Linked DNA regions of Mus musculus: region 1 is linked to region 2. A link is a loop called in an ENCODE intact Hi-C map of the cell type or tissue named here. Cell type or tissue: heart. All regions are shown on one strand. Links, peaks and the distances in the headings refer to the core of each region. The heading gives the core; the rest is flanking DNA.

The links. A loop is a pair of places that touch in the nucleus more often than their neighbours do. Peaks named below come from ENCODE experiments on the same cell type or tissue, not always from the same donor. Only the 100,000 strongest peaks of a DNase experiment are listed, where the experiment ranks them.
Region 1: it touches region 2 in a loop (2.3-fold over the local background); 3 of 42 quality-filtered maps call a loop at or near these places.

Annotation. Positions count from the first base shown.
Region 1 is chr5:20,797,660-20,803,597 of GRCm38, forward strand. It overlaps Phtf2 (putative homeodomain transcription factor 2), which reads right to left. Exons shown (of 18, transcript NM_172992.3): 6 at 5,526-5,691; 7 at 4,243-4,407. Among named protein-coding and RNA genes, the nearest start is that of Gm42219, 8.0 kb to the right of the region's middle. In heart, for the core only: a CTCF peak has its summit at 2,448 (motif pointing right); no DNase peak of the experiment used is centred there.
Region 2 is chr5:20,877,999-20,883,936 of GRCm38, forward strand. It overlaps Phtf2 (putative homeodomain transcription factor 2), which reads right to left and starts at 4,126. Exons shown (of 18, transcript NM_172992.3): 1 at 3,958-4,126. Tmem60 (transmembrane protein 60) reads left to right here and starts at 4,455. Exons shown (of 2, transcript NM_177601.3): 1 at 4,455-4,657. In heart, for the core only: a CTCF peak has its summit at 3,468; a DNase peak (open chromatin) is centred at 4,363; H3K4me3 peaks cover 3,778 bases; H3K27ac peaks cover 2,856 bases.

The DNA of each region.
Region 1 (5,938 bases), core at 479-5,478, 80 kb before region 2:
GCCCCACTTCTCAGTGCTTCCTACCTCATTTCATGGCCTATCTATGTGCACTTTCTAATCTCTTATTTACGCTCATATAAACTTCAAAAATCAGAAACCACAGGAGACAAAATATGCAAATTTTATCTTCTGAGACTGGGTCACCTCACTTAATATAATCCTTTGATTTTCCATCTGTTTTTCTCCAAATTTCATAATTTCATTTTTTTGTAAGAGTCAAATAAATGTATATATGTCACATCTCCATGATCCATTCTTCCACCAACATACACCATGGCTGGTTCCACTTCTGCTACTGTGAATAATGCAGCTATCACATGGATGTGCAAGTACCTGTCTGAGACAATATTGCATCTTTGGAAACATACCCTGGAGTGGTGCAGTGGGATCACACAGCAGTTCCACTTCTAATTGCAAGGACTTCTAAATGGCTATGCTAGCTAGCACTCTCACCAACAGTGGATGTGGGTTCCTCATCCACTTGGAAGCATTTGTTGTGGTTTGTTTTCTTGATGATGGCCTTTCTGAATAGGTGAGATGGGAACTCCAGTGGTTTTAGTTTGCCTTCCCCTAGGTGCTAAGGATGCTGAACGTAAAAATAAAAACTACTGGCTATTTGGTTTCTTTTGAGAACTGACTGATCACTTCGTGGATTTACTGACTAGCGGTTTTGTGTTTTTTGGTGTTTATTTTTGTAAATCTTTACTTACATCAACCCCCCTGTGATGAGTAACTAGAAAAAGTTTCTCCAAGTCTGTGGACTGTCTGTTTGCTCTGCTAACAGTTTCCCCTAGCACACAGAAACTTTAATTTTGTGTGATTTCATATAATGATCCTTAAAACAACTTAAAAGAAATGGCTTTATCCATTTTCCAAGAACTTATTGTATCCAACTACTTGGTAAAACTCACCTTAAGCTTTGCAGTGGTGGCACATGCCTTAATCCCAGCACTGGGGAGGCAGAGGCAGGCAGATCTGAGTTCAAAGCCATCCTGGTCTACAGAGTGAGTCCCAAAATAGCCAGTGATACACAGAGGAAATCCTGCCTTGAAAATCCCCAAACAAACAAACAAACAAACAAACAAAAACAAAAACTCAGAACAAACAAACAAACAAACAACAACAAAACTCACTTTGAAGATCTCCCTGAAATAAGGATGCATCCTTCACGAAGGCACTGCTGGCATCCATATACTATTTGGTAGATTATATGCAACTCATCTCTACTAGGTTAGTTTTATGTTTTGTTGCCAGCAAGTAGCATAATGCCTAGTCTGAAAAGTACTTAATAAATATGATGTTTACTAAGAAAAAAATCAGTTATTTTATGAACTGGAATTTGAATAGAAAAAAAAAAACTACAGATTAAAAATCCTCACTGTTATAGCCAACGTTAACAGTTCTGCCTTTTTAATTTTTGGGTGGTGAGACATTTGTAGAGTTTTCTACAATGCATTCTGATTGGTACTCAAGATGAAGAAGTCCTGAGTCAAAGCTACTCCAGGGAAAAGAACCTTAAAAATACACTAGTTGAATACACTATTTTTACTTCCTTTAAAATTCAAGTGATTCTACTGTAAATGAATTGTTAAAGTATTATAATTTTCATATTGAAAACTTTAGCCCAAAAGTAAGTACAACTTTTAAAGAGCATGCCCATGAGAATCTAGTGTTTTGACAAGTCTGAGTTATCAAGTTCTACTCATCAATAATCTTAAACCGCAGGGTACACTGACAAATAAACTCCTCCTATTATTGTCTGCAGGTGACAGCTGAGTACCTGGCTTATACTGTGAATGACTCAACTGCTCCAGCTATATTCGTAAAAGGTCAATTCTTAATACTTGCACTGAAAATTTCTGGTAGGACTCAACTTATGTAGTATATTTAACTCCGTAAATAATATCAATGTATTAAACCTTTAACTTTCACTTTAGTGCTGTAAACAACAAATAGAGGTGGGACTCTGCACATGCGCACTCACCCCTGCGGTGCAAGGTATCTAATCCAGGCCCCTGCCCAGGTTCTAGGCAAGCGCTCAACCGCTGAGCAACATTACTGGCCCTCAATGTAGGTCAATCCAGCATATAACTAACATGTGGTCTGCTTCATTCTGGCAACTGTTTTTAATTCACCAAATCCAGTTCTCTACTCAAAATCAAGAGCATAATTCCTATTCATTGGCCTACTTTTTAGTAACACAACAGTTAGCTCTTAAAAGCTATAAAAAAAAATTCATGATTTTTTGAAATTTTGAAGTGGGTATCAAGTTGAAGAAATACAACTCAAAATCTAACATTTTCTATTTAATCTTTTCAGTGAAAGCTATATTCCCAATGGGCACAACAATTTATTGGATTAAAGTACTAAACAAACATGTTTGTTTGTTTTTTTAATTTTTTTTTTTAAAGATTTATTTCATTGTTGCTGTCTTCAGACACACCAGAAGAGGGTATCAGATTCCTATTACAGATGATGGCTGTGAGCTACCATGTAGTTATGGGGAATTGAACTCAGGACCTCTGGAAGAGCAGTCAGTGCTCTTAACCATTGAGCCATCTTTCCAGCCCTAGTTTATATTTTTAAATTGGCATTTGTTGAATTTAAGCTGTTTTACTTTAAGAATAAAATGTATTTAGACGAAGTAAGACTTAAAATCACTCTTCATTCTAATCTCTAGAAACCATGCTATCACTCACACAAGTTATCCACTGTGCTGTCTTTACCTACTCTCCATCATCAACTCAGATACCTAAGTAGAAACTTCTGACCTTTTCCTCTTGTCACCAGAAAGCGCTGTGTCAGGTGCTATTTCAGGACTATTTCAGCCTGTGGTCACTTATAAAAACTTTAAAAAGTGGGGCACTAGGATTTTAGAATTCAGCATAGGGCTTCTAAAATTAACATTTCTCCTAGGATCTGTTTGTACCTAATATTTGACATAGTCTCATTCATATGCTAGCAAACCAAAGCCTAAAAAAAAAAAAGCTGAAACTGGTTCACCTTTTAGGATACTTATAATACAGTTGTCATAACTAAACAGAGTTAGTCTCAGCCATTTTCATTCTATGGACCAACAGAAGGAAAACTGAAGTCTGGGTCTTATTTAAGTAGAAGAAGCAAGTAAATTAAAGTAACCAATCTAAATGTTGTCCATAATATAAAAGCATCAGCTGCAGAAATCAAAACAACCAAATGACTCCCTGAAAACTAAATATATCTACTTTGCTATTTAAACTGTTCATCTGAAAGTCTTGAAAATACTTAAGAAACTGACTTTGCAATAATTAAACTTTTACATCTTATGAAAGAAAACTCTGTTAACTAACACACACACACACACACACACACACACACACACACACACACACTCTTAGATGAGACAGAATAGAGGCCAAATTAAAAATAGACATAAAAACACATTATCTTCAAGGAGAAAACAGACAATTGGATTTAGTGCTGACTATCAGAATGATTTTGTAAAATCACTTCTAAAATTATAAACAGTAAAAATAAACAACAGGATACATTTTCCTAATGCGCGGTAAACTTTATGGTAAGAGTACAAATCGATGGGTGAAGAGCTTGGGAAGTAGCAAAAGCTAGTGACATCGTCTGCAAAGTGATAGATGAGTTACTTTTTTTAAAAAAGAAGTTATTTGCAGTATGTTTCTTGATTATTTAAACCAGTATCATAAGTCTTAACTGAACTAAGTATTAATACTATAATACTGAGCTAAGTTTGATCTGATGTAAATATCTTCTCCTAACTGGTACAAACAATACAACCCCAATAACAAATAAGAACTTGTCTGTAGCACATAGCATATTCACTTAACTCACCACAGCACTGATCTCAAATAACTTTAGAAAACTAAGGTAGATGTAAAAGACAAGGCAATACAAGTGACAAGCTGTATTAAGGCAAATTCTGGCCTACAATACTGATAAAAACAATTAATTAGTAAATTAACACAGTAAAATAATACTAGAAAAAAAAAAACCTTGAGAAATCTTCACTACTTTGCTACTATATACTCATTCCCATGAAGATAAATGTATTTACATATAACCCCAAATAAACTTCATGCTTTTTCTCCTTAAGCTCTAACACTCTGATTATCGAAATAAAACATCTAATGAGGCTGCCATATTTCAAGTCATTAATTTCATTATGTAGACAAATATCAGAAAAGGAACAGAGCATCTTTATGTCACATAAGGTTTGGAGTAAATACCAACCCTGATAAGAAGAAAGCAGCAAGCCAAAGGTCTCTGAAGACAGTGCCAACACTGTAAGGGGCGCCTGCGCCGTGGCTCTGCACCGCTCCCTCCTGTGTGTTATCTGTGGTGCTAGAACCGTCCCCTTCCCTGTGGACTTCCAAATGGGCTGCTTTTCTTAATTTCCTTCATCAGAAAACATTAAGAGTGGAAAGTAGTTTAAAGTCTTAACACCTTTTCAAGCACATTCAAAAAAATTATAGAATACAGGAGCTTACTAATAAACAATGAAGTTCAAATGTACTAGACAGAATGTGAAACATGCATTATGGTGCATATTCAAGTTCAGTTTGTATAAATACAAGGATATTGTTCCTTGCTCAGACACACACTGGCAGTCAATGTATACACGATTATATGTATCATACTGGCAAGATACTTATAAAACCACTCCTTCCCTATGTGAACATTACTTGTCTGTAGAAGCAAGATTGGAGAGAATTATAACCTAAATAAGCAAAGTTATTTACCCAATGTTTGTATTACCTTTCAAAACCGAGGTGGCCTCAAATCCCAAACTATAAATACCACAATGTCTTAGCAATAATATTCAAAAGAAATATTGTTCCAAAACATCTTAAAACAGAAGTGCATTGTGCTGAGGAGCCAGTGAGACTTGCTAATGTTTACTCATTAACCAGCGCTATTATTAAACAGCTTCGAATAACATTTAATAAACAGCCTTTTTTCTCTTGGCTCTACTCTTGCCAAAGAATCTTAGAAACACGGGATTTTTCTAAGTTTATAATAAACTTAGTTTATTCCACCTAACACCTACTTCCTGTATCGGTACTGCTAATTAGAAATGAACTTAAAGAAAAACAAAAAAAATTACTATAGCAAGGACAAACCCCACAGACACGTGGCACTGAAGTGAGCCATAAACGATACAGAAAACTCATCACGTGGTGACTGGTTCTGGAGTTTCCAGGTTTATCGGAAAGAGCTACTTTGTAACATAACATACTACTCTATGAAGTGAAGAGCACTTAACAACAATCCCCAGGGCTGTGGAGATGGCTCAGTGGCTGCTCTAGAAATGGACCTAAGTTCAGTTCCCAGCACCCATATCCAGCAGATCACAACCACCTGCAACTCCACATCCAGGGATCTGATGCTTTCCTCGTCTCTGTGGGCACCTGCACACATGGGCAGGCACACTCACACAAATAAAACAATAAAAGTAAAATGTAAAAAATCCCATATGCAAATAACAGATATCTACACTGTTTAACAAGCAGTACCTTCTTCGTTTACCGCCTGTGCCTAGTGGAGGCTTGGGTGTTCTTGTTGAAACAATCTGGCAATGCACGGTTCCCAAAAGCAGCATCAGCCATATTGGCCCAATCACTTCAGTTAGAGGTATGCTATGTGGGCTAGGAGCGGAACAGAATAATACTATTGCAGCAACTACAAATGGAGAGGAAAAAAATGTATTTTATTATAGATCTGTATTTACTTATGCAAAACTGTAAAAATTGTTCTTATGATACATCTTACTGAATTCTTTTCCTAAACTTAAGTGTTTATCCATGGTGCCAGGCATGATGGCACCAACCACTTTACTCCCACCACTCAGGAGACCATAGGCAGTCTGATCCGAGTTCAAGGACAGGCTGGTCTACATGGTGAGTTCCAGGTAGACCAGGAAAACACT
Region 2 (5,938 bases), core at 555-5,554:
TGAGTTCTAGGACAGCCAGGGCTATACAGAGAGACCCTGTCTCGAAAAAAAACAAAAAACAAAAACAAAAAACAAACAAACAAAAAAGATTCCTATATAAAGGAGGCAAAATAGAGTGCAAAGGCTTCTGCCAGTGTTTTGTTGTCTTCATATACAGCTTAGAAAGAAAAAGCTCAATGAAATGGTGACTAATCAGACATGTTTAAAAATGTACTGAATAGGCACTTGGAAAATAAGTGAAGGGTAACTATTAGGTAAAAATATAACAGACAGACTGCTTCTCTAAGTGTATGTCATAGTTTAAGTGAGAACGGCCCCCACGGGCTCACTTATTTTAGGCCCTCCAGTTAGCAACTGTTAGAGAAGAAAGAGTTAGGAGAGATGGCCTTGTTGTAGGAGTTACGTCACTTGGGGGTAAAAGCCCATTTATTTCCAGTTTTTCTCTTTCTTTCTGCTTTAATGCTCGTGGATCAACTTGTAAGTTCTCAGCTACTATTTCAGGACCCTCCAGCTGCCTGATGCCAGCCTCCCCAGACCATGATGGTCACAGACTCTTCACCTATAGAACCATAAGCCCCAAATTAAATACGTTTTATAAGTTGCTTTTGGTCGTGGTGTTTTGTCACAGTAACAAAAAAAAAAAAAAAATAACTAAAATGATTATTTGGCAATTTCTGATTTTCAAAATCGGATATACTCACTCTGCCGAGACACAATCTATGCAAATCAGCATTTATTGTTGATATACAAGGACTTATATATAATGCTACAATTCCCATTCTCTCAAGCTAGACTCATGGTGTGAGACTGTCTTCTCCTGTATGGAGTATCTTCCTTCCTTCTCTATTTATGGAAACTACTTAAGTCTCCAATGCTCAAGAAAGCTCCTCCCAGAGGCCCCTGGTCCTGTGAAGGCTCTATGCCCCAGTGGAGGGGAATGCCAGGGCCAGGAAGCCAGAGTGGGTGGGTTGGTGAGCGGGGGGAAGTGAAGGGGGTAGGAGGAGGGTATTTTCAGAGGGGAAACCAGGAAAGGGGTAACATTTGAAATGTAAATAAAGAAAATATCTAATAATAATAAAAAAAAGAAACCTCCTCCCTGGACCTCCCAACCATTCTCTTAAAAAATAAAAGATACATGTTCTTCCTTCTTTGTTCAGTGCTTATCATTTTATTTAGTACTTAATATTCACTTACAAGTACTATCCTCTCTGTTCAACAAATAAGGAAACTGATGTGGTATCATGCTCACAGTAAAAAAGATCAACAGGTATTCAAACTCTAGTGACTATCTTGTTTTGGTTTGGTTTTCTTTCTTTCTCTCTCTCTCTCTCTCTCTTTCTTTCTCTCTCTTTCTTTCTCTCTCTCTCTCTTTCTTTCTGTTTTAAGTTTACATTGATGGTTTGCCTGCATGTATGTCTGGGTGAGGAGGATGTTGGATCTCCTGGAACTGGAGTTACAGTTATGAGCAGCCATGTGAGTGCTGGGAACTGAACCCAGGTCTTCTGGAAGAGCAGCCAGTGTTACTTTTATGCGCACTGATGTTTTGCCCGCATGTGTATTTGAACCTTGGTCCTTTGGAAGAGCAGCCAGTGCTCTTAACCAATGAGCCATCTCCCCAACCCCTTTGGTTTGGTTTTTGTCGTTATTGCTTTAAAACAGGTCTCATTATGTACACTTGGCTGTCCTAGAATCCAGACATCTCCCTGTCTCTGGCTCTCAAAACCTAGATAGAATTAAAGGCACATGCTACCACACGTGACCCAAGTACCTATCCTTTAAACTCTCCATAAAGTCAGCCAGATTCCACACAGTCACAACACAGTAAGGTGCTATCCTTTGTTTAAGTATCGCTCCTCTTAAACCGCTGACTCCTGCCTGGCAGTCCTGGGCGGTGGTGGCGCATGCCCTTAATCCCAGCACTTGGGAGGCAGAGGCAGACATATTTCTGAGTTCGAGGCCAGCCAGGTCTACAAAGTGAGTGCCAGGACAACCAGGGCTACACAGAGAAACCCTGTCTCGAAAACCAAAAAAAAAAAAAAAAAAAAAAAAAACAAACCCGCTGACTCCTAAGAAGAGTGACAGTGATTGACTTCGTCCCTACATCTTTAACAACACTCAAAATTGCGTTTACACAGTGATCTGAAAGTGTTTCAAGAGAAAGAGCTTGGACTCAGCTTATCACCCCGCAACACTGTTGTCTATTAGTCTCTTTCTACCAAGTCTACTCCCATTTAACTGTAGTCCAAAAGCATACTTGAAATGTAGTCCTTGTAATTAAATTGGTTACAAGTGAATCTATCAACTTATTACCATTAAAATCTCGAACCATTAGTTAACTAAATCTTAGTTGTAATAATAGAGAATAGTAATTACTCATTGGATTATGTGACATAATATAATATATAAATAATCCAACTAATTTATGATCTTCATTTTTTTCAACATACTAACATAAATTCTCTTAGTGACGATATATGCATTACATATTCCCTACAATTATACATAAACTGAACAAGCCAAAAAGGTTTCCACTTAAAAACTGTTCAGGTCATCTTTATTTTTAGCATCAACTCTCCAGTGCCAATTTGACCTTTAAAATATTTAACTCTTGCAAGCTTGGCTATGCAAGACTGCCCACACAGTTAGATGCACTTGAAATAAATACATTTTTATGATCTACTACAATATACTAAAACTCAGAATCCTCGCCACCCAACATTAGATAGTTCTGATACTATCTAATGCATTCAACTGCTTCCCTGTGCAGGAGGCAGACTACTTCCAAAGAGGGAAAAACTTAAGAAATTTCCTGGAACCACCTTGTTTTCTGGTTCCAGACATGGCTCAGTCTACCCGGACCTCCTGATTTCTTTCCTCTGGGGTCTAGAGTCTGAATCATAAAACTCACAGAAACACCCGTTTCTTTCCCTTTTAATCTATAGCCTGTACACCAAACCTAAGTTAGGACTTGAGCTAAAGTGCACGTGGAAGTCCAGTGTTAGGAAAAACGATTTACAAAAGTACCTAGCAAATTCATAATCACTTAAAATCAAAGACTCGGAAAAAGAAAAAAGGCAAGAAACGCTTAAAAATGTTTGATGAAAGCAATAAAAAATTACTAAAGTATTACACGTAAAGTAACATCAAAGTAAGCAACGTCTACCACTGACAAAACAATTGTAAATTGCATACCTAATTTACATACACCCAAGTATGTAAAACCCACAAGGAAGATTAATTGCTCCACATTGTACTTTCCCAGTAGCACATGTTAATACAGTCCCCAGGTGTTCTCCGGACAAAAATAAAATGGTTAACAAAATGATTCCTGAAGTTTAACAAGGCAGTGATGAGTTAGAAAGCACAATACCAGAACAATACTAGAACGCTGGCTGTCAACACGAGGCGGAAACAAGGTGAAGCATGCCTATGGACCACTGCATTGTTTGCAGACCTGAAATGCCCTGCCAAGGCCCACGCGCGAGACTCGGGTAGCCGCCCCTCCGCGGTCGCTGTAGGAGCCGCAACTCCCGTGCGCCGGAGCTGCGGGAGCAGCAGCTGCCCTTCCGCGCGGGCAGTGCCTGCACGCAGGGCGACCGCTCCGCGAGCCCGCGCGCGCCTCGGGCCGCTAGAGGACCTCGCGTGGGCCCCGGCCCGGCCACCCGCCGCCCCCACACGCCCTCTGGGGACCGCGCGACCCCAAGCCAGAGGAGCGCAGGGGCGCGCGCGCCCACACCGCGCCGAGCTCCGGCCCGCAGCCGCCGCGCCCCGGCGAAGGGAGGGGGCCGCGGCCGAGCGGGGCCCGCAGGTGCCCGTGGCAGGGGGCGCCACGGCGACCACGAAGCCCGCGCCCCCATCCCGCCCGCCGCTCCGCCGCCCGGTCCGCACAGCCCTGGGATCCTGTCAGAGTGCGGCGACCTCCACATGGCCCGCCGAGCATGGAGCTGTGGCGCCTACCGTAGCCGCCGGCGCCGCGCCGCTGGGAAGCGGCTAGGAGACGCGCAGAGTCGCGAAGGCTAGTGCCGCCGCTGGAGCCCAAAGAGCTACAGCCCCGCCGCCGGCGGCGCGCTGCCTCCACCCTCGCGCCGCTCGCGCCGCCCGCACCGCGCTCCGCCTCCCGGGACGCCCCGCCTCCTCCGCGGCTCCTCGCATGACCACGGAGTCTGCGCCGCAGCCCGCAGGTTACGGGACCGGGCGAGAGGGGTGGGAGGGTCCCGGCGAGCGAGGGCGGGCCCGACGGCGGGCGTGATCGGAAAACTGACTTTTCTACCAACCTATAGGACTAAGGGGCGGGCCCAGGGGGCGCGGTCATTGCCTCCCTTTTTTATCGCTCTAAAACGGAGGGCAGTCAGTTACTGGCGGCCAAATGAACCAATAAACAAGAAAAACGGGCCCGTGAGCGCCGAACGCCGTTCGCTCTGCTCTCCGGGATAGGCCAAGGGCGGCGGGAACAGCCCCGGATGTGGGCGGAACCTTGAGGTGCGGAGGGCCTCAGCTGCGGCTGTTTGGAGAGGCGGAACTATGTCTTCTCCTTAATTATCATGTGAGGGCCTAAGAATTTAATGGGGGGAAAAGTGTGGAAGAGGATTAGGATCCAAACTGGCGGATTTCCCGACCTTCGCTGCCCTCTCGGCTCTCCGGCCAGCCGCTCTACCAGGTGAGTCGGGAGCTCGGCCCTTGTCCTGTCCGTGCTGCCTCCGGGTGACCTCACCCCTTCATGCTGCGTGCGGGCGCGTTTGCACGACGGCTATGGGATGCGTCTTGCAAAAAACGCATTAAATTCCAGCATGAGTTTGGGAGAGTCCAGATATTCCCGCGAAACCACCATGGGCATTTCCAAACCAAAGACCAGGATAGTTTAGCAGGATCCTCACGTTCCAGGGCAGATGAGCCCTAAAGTCAACCAAGTTGTAAGCAGCGAGGCCACTTATTTTGAGAAGGAAATTGTGAGCTGGTTAAACAGAGCTGTCTTCGGGTAAGGAGAGTTCATTTATAAGTATTAAGAGTAGCGGGAGAAGGGAAATGGAATGGTATGGGAAGGACCTTGGATGAGTCTACTACGCACAACTAATTACTAGATGCAGGTGTGTATTTCCATGTGTGGGGAAAGAAACTCTGAAGGTTTCAACAATGGATCCGGAATCATACGGGCAAAAAAAAACAAAAACAAAAAAACACCTTCTGTGTACAGATATAACCACCTTAAGTGAGAAATATCTATTGAGCAAATCTTAGCCTTGGACCAACACATAGAGAGAAAATGGTGGTAAAAACCAAATAAATTCTATTAAAACAGTATGTCTTTGTAAAATTGGAACCTTGTATTACCACTGTAGTTCAGCGTATGTAATCCTTAAACGTCAGTTAAATGTCAGGAAGGTCATCTCCATTGTTGAGAATACTTTTCTACAACCGAGTTTTGTTTCCACCCACAATTATAAACTTGTAACCGCAATAAGCTTAGGCCCTGGCCTCCTTTCACCTCTTGTCCTAAAATGCCTATAGTCATTGCACTCGACTTGGCACTTGTTCCTGAAGGGGGTGGGGATGGGGGAGAAAAAAGTTTGTATTATCCTGTACCATATAGAAAAGTTGTGTTTAAGGATATTAATAATCACAAAACTTTGTTAAAGGTTCTTTAAATTGACCAAATCAGAGGTTAGGACTGAGCAAACATAATTCACAGGATTAAAAACACACAGTTAATTAAGCAGTCTGCCCACATCTCCACCTCTGCTTCCAAACTTAATCTCATTCCATTATATTCTATTTTTTGTAAAAGACTGGTACAGAAAATTGCCTTCCGTGACTTAACCTAATGTGAGCAGTTCCTTATACCCCTGTGCCTTTAAGTCCTAGCAGAGTCAAGTCAGGTAGCTCTTTAGATAGAGTTCAAGGCCAGGCTGGTCTATGTAAGCAAAGTTCTAGGCTGGCCAGG